2 separate regions of the Homo sapiens genome follow, and region 2 is linked to region 1. Evidence: read pairs that join two places in POLR2A ChIA-PET (ENCODE). Cell type or tissue: OCI-LY7. All regions are shown on one strand.

Evidence for each region. Peaks named below come from ENCODE experiments on the same cell type or tissue, not always from the same donor. Only the 100,000 strongest peaks of a DNase experiment are listed, where the experiment ranks them.
Region 2: POLR2A ChIA-PET joins it to region 1 with 5 read pairs; 2 of 35 experiments call an interaction of 5 or more read pairs at or near these places.

Annotation. Positions count from the first base shown.
Region 1 is chr7:69,961,572-69,964,071 of GRCh38, reverse strand. The region is part of intron 2 of AUTS2 (activator of transcription and developmental regulator AUTS2); the gene reads right to left. Among named protein-coding and RNA genes, the nearest start is that of AUTS2, 360 kb to the right of the region's middle. In OCI-LY7, no CTCF peak of the experiment used is centred here; a DNase peak (open chromatin) is centred at 1,101; H3K4me3 peaks cover 2,266 bases; H3K27ac peaks cover 2,500 bases.
Region 2 is chr7:69,777,585-69,780,084 of GRCh38, reverse strand. All of the region lies in intron 1 of AUTS2 (activator of transcription and developmental regulator AUTS2), which reads right to left. Among named protein-coding and RNA genes, the nearest start is that of AUTS2, 180 kb to the right of the region's middle. In OCI-LY7, no CTCF peak of the experiment used is centred here; no DNase peak of the experiment used is centred here.

The DNA of each region.
Region 1 (2,500 bases):
AAGAGAGGAGGGACATGTTCTATTCATTTTTTCTCCCAAATATCTAATATTTGCATGAGTCTAGAACATTACTTATTGGATAGGAAGGAGGGAGATCAACCTCAATTTAGGAGGTACGTTATTGGTTTTTGTTCTTTTTAAAGCATCTTAAAAAAGGAAAAGGAAATGAACCAGTGGCAGCAGGGAGAAAAGGCTACTTTACAGGAGAGAGTACAATGCATCACTCAGTGGTTACATGTAAGAGCTTTGAAGACTGAAGGCCCCTGGTTCCAATCCCAGCCATGCCAAATGCTGGGTGTAATTGCAAACTAACCACTTATCTCTCTACCTCAAGTTCCCCATCTGTAAACGGAGGGTAATCAAACCTATCTTAAAATGAGGATTCCTGTAAGAATTAAATAGGCTCATAGCTGTGAAGCAGTTAACATAGCTCCAGGCTCACAATTGAGCTTGATAAAAGGTAACCACAATGTCACTTTAAATTACATCACAACCTCCTAACCTCTGCTTAGTAGCTCAGTCAGCTAAAGACACTTATAGAAACATCACTTCTTAGACTTCCACTCAGAAACTTCACCTGCTATGATAGAGCCTTAATTATCCTCTGATTAAGTCCAAAGCCTGACATCCTATAAGGAAGGGAAGAGGACCAGAGAGGACACCAGAAGTCTACCCGGTTCCTTGGAAGGTGTTAAGTGGTGAAAGATTCTATGGTTTGGTAGCTGCAAGATGGTCACCTCCTCCAACAGGAGTGTGTTCTCTAATTTATCTTTAATGTTTTCTGGAAAATTAAAAGTTCATAAAAACACACACAGAGATATAACAAACTATCAAGTGGGCTCTTATTATTATTATTAATAACTTATCCTTAACTCTGAAACCACAACCAAAACAGGCTTCTGCAGCAACTTATTTTCATTTCCTGGCATAAACTCCTTCTCCTTCCATTTCCCACCCACCTTTTTTGTTTTGTTTTAAACAGACAGTTTACTGTTAAAATGGGACAATCTATGTGGAGGAATTGCTTCAGCTGCACAAAAAGAACCCTCCACTGCAGCTGTAGTTGGAACACATCATTTCCTCTGGCAGAACATCTGAATGCTTTTTAAGAGAGTCTGAAGAGGTATGATGGGTGCTCAAGGACTTTCCCTTTTCTCAGCAAACAGAGCTGGTCACAGCTCTTACAAAACCTTTAGAAGGATTCATTCATCTGTCAAAAACCGTACGTCTTCCACCCTTTGTACGTGCTTTTCTTCTGCTAAGAATGACTTTCTCTCTCTTTTTCAGCCCTCCTAGTCCCTACCCAAGCAAGCACACAGGCATTTATGCACGAGCTGTGCACACACACACACACACATACACATACATGCATGCATGCACACACTCACCTTTACCTAACTCAAAATTCTCTCAGACCTGAACATTTTACAAAAGCCTCCCCTGACCCTCAAAGAAAGAATTTGCAAATGAAACAACTCAGACGTTTAGCTTAACAGTAAAGCTAAAAATAACTTCAACTGCAATGCAAAGTACAAAGATAGAGCTGAATTGTAAACAAAACTGTTTCTATCTTACAATCTGCTATTCAGCAGAAAAAGAAAGCCCCATGCTCTTTCCTACTCATTACATCCCATGATAAATGTGTACTTCCTTAAATCTTTAGGGGGACGGAGAAGTGCATATCATCTGAGCATTTCAGGAGGCAGAAATCATGCCTGTATTATCTGCATCTGACCTCTTCTCTGCTCCTAAGAGGTACAGGGCCTAGCAGGAAAGAAGCCAGGGCCCACTGCCAAGAACAGAATTAAATGGCACCAGCTCCAAGCTAAGTGGTTTAGAGTCCTTAAGGGAACCAGGCAAGAGGCCCATCCAGGATTTTGAAGGTGGGAGAATGATCTCAAGGGATACCAAGCCATCTTGTAAGGAAGAAGAGTTGAGGATGAGAACCGCCTCTATAAAGGTCAGTTCCAAGGTTCCTTCCCCTCTCTACAGTGTCCACTCCTGGATAATATTCCTCCCTTGCCATACGTATCATCAGGGCAAGCAAAAACAAGCTATCACAGAGCTGGATACATGAATAATGCCCTGCCATGTGTGGAAGGATAGAAAATAGTGTTCAATGCTTGAACCAATCACCTTCACAGAGGTGCTCCTTGATACTTAGAATTCCTTGAGGTTGTATGAGTTTTCTTATTTTTTTTCCTCAGAGCTTTCCAAAAAGCCCTCAAAAAGGTTCACCTGCTTAAGATTAAATTAAAGGGAGGAAAACATGCTAAAACCAATAATCTTCTTTTGAGAGGAAGAGTTACATAGCCTTACAACATGGGCTCTATCTCTGTAAACAATATGTTAAGAAACATTTAGTCATTTTTCTATTATAGAAATATGTCCAGTTGTATAAACTAGCTAAATAAATTGGCCTGACATTAGAGCCAGAGAATTTTGAGCTAAGAACCCACATTGGAATCTGTTCATACTTTCATTGCTATAAAAAGAGAAG
Region 2 (2,500 bases), 180 kb after region 1:
CAGGAGTTCAAGAACACTGGTCAACATAGAAAGACCCCCATCTCTAGAAAAGATGGAAAATTTTAGTTGGGCATGGTGGCATACACCTGTAGTCTCAGCTGCTGCAGAGGCTGAAGTGAAAGGACTGCTTGAGCCCAGGAGGTCCAGGCTGCAGTGAGCTCTAATTGCACCACTGTACTCCAGCCTGGGTGACAGAGCAACACCCTGTCTGAAAAAAATACACAAAATAAAGAATAAGTCACAGGTAGCTATGACTAGTATACACACTGAGAAAATGTATTTCCATATATATATTTTTTTTTAATTTTTTTTTTTTTTTTTGAGATGGAGTCTCGTTCTGTCACCCAGGCTGGAGTGCAGTGGAGCAATCTCGGGCTCACTGCAACCTCCGCCTCCCGAGTTCAAGTGATTCTCCTGCCTCAGCCTCCTGAGTAGCTGGGATTATAGGCATGTGCCACCAAGCCCAGCTATATTTTTGTATTTTTAGTTGAGACAAGGTTTCACCACATTGGTCAGGCTGGTCTCGAACTCCTGACCTCATGATCTGCCTTCCTCGGCCTTCCAAAGTGCTGGGATTACAGGTGTGAGCCACTGCGCCTGGCTTCTATCTATATATTTTTTAAGTTATACTCCTTTATTTTGAACATAACAGATTTCTTGCCTAAGTTGGAAAACCCAAGGTGGCAGCATTTTTTGTAAAGATCAGGAAACAAGCTCTTCCCATCCTTTCTAATGCCTGGGCAGTCAATGTGAAAAGATAACCTTTCCAATTCATTCAACCAATCTGGATTCACTGCACAGACACTATGTGTCAGGCTCACTGATAGATTCTGGGGGTCCCTAAATAAATAAAACAGTGTTCCTAAAATTGTAGTAGTATTCACACACATACTAACAAACAGGCACGGTGGCTCACACCTGTAATCCCAGCACTTTGGGAGGCAGAGACGGATCACTTGAGCCCAAGAAGTTCAAGACCAGCCTTGGCAACATAGCAAGACCCAGACTCTTTTTTTTTTTTTTTTTTTTTTTTTAAAAAAAAAAAGGCTCACAACTATGTGTAGTACTTTCTTTTATACATGAATAAACAGAGGCTTAAAGAGATGAAATGTAAAAATGGCAAAGTCATTTTTCAAAGTTCAGCCTCTCACTATTGCACAGTCCACAACCACACCCCACCCCAAACACACACACATCTAAGCTTGTTAGGATAAACACAAGCTCATCTATATCAGGAAAAAGAGAATGTGGTCAGTGAATGCTTATTATTGATGGTGGTGACCCACACCTCAGTCCCACTCATTAGCTCACGCTGAATGGGAAATCATGCTGACTCCTAAGAGCTCACAAACTCATCAGTCTGTCCCAAGAAACAGCTAGAAAACCAACTGGCTTGTTCCCAGCATTAACTTTACAAGAACAAAAATCATTCCTTTTTCTTTATTTATCATTCTTTAAGATCAGGCTAACTCCTCTGGTCTGTCCACACTGCTGCAGCCCATGGTAACATCATATCTCTGAATCCAAAGTTCTGTGGCCCTGACACGTTAGAGCAGTAAGTCCCAAACCTTACTGCACATTACAACTATCTGGGGAGCTTTAAAAAAATGCTTAGGTCCTACCCCACTGAGATTCTGATTTAAGTGGTCTACAGTGGGTGGGGTCTTGGCATGGGTTTTTTTTTAAACTCCCTGGGTGATTCTAACATACAGCCAAGGTTGAGAATAACTGCACCACACCAGTAGTTCTCCAAGTGTGGTCTATGGACCAGCAATATCTGGTAACTGAGAAATGCAAATTCTCATGACACAGACCAAATGAGTAAAAAAAAAAAAAAATATATATATATATATATATGGGGATAAGGCCCTGTGATTTGTATTTTAATAACTCTCCATGAGATTCTGAGGGACACTAATGTTTGAGAACCACTGTATTAGACAATCTAAGGATCCTTAAGAATTACTGTTAATTAACTTTTAAGGCATTTACATTTTACCTTTCCAATTACACAATAAGGTTCTCAAAGTCAAGAACTGTATTTTCTATTTATTTCTACCTATCTCTCTAGCCAATACTGTGCCTGACAGAAGTAACTGCTTCATTAATATTTATTAGCTTTTCATCCAGCACATCTCAGTATAGGAACATAACCCACATCCACAAACAAGAAAGAAGACAGCCTTGGGCCAGCATGAACCAGCATGAGTGATCTGTCCCCAGAAACCTGATTAAAGGCCAACGCCCTCCCACCTCACATTGTTCAGCTCTCCCCATACCATCCAAAGATGCTTTTCATTTCATAGAGTGTTACAAAGAGGGGCTTGGAAGCAGGGACTCTGAAGCCCAAAGTTTTCTCGGAAGCCTAATTTTTAAAGGGAAAAAACAAAAAATCATTTGTAAATAATTTTATATTCAACAAAACTCAACACTTACTGGTCACCTATTGAATGCAAAGCACTGTCCTGGGCATAGTTGAAGAAATAAATATGTCTTAGAT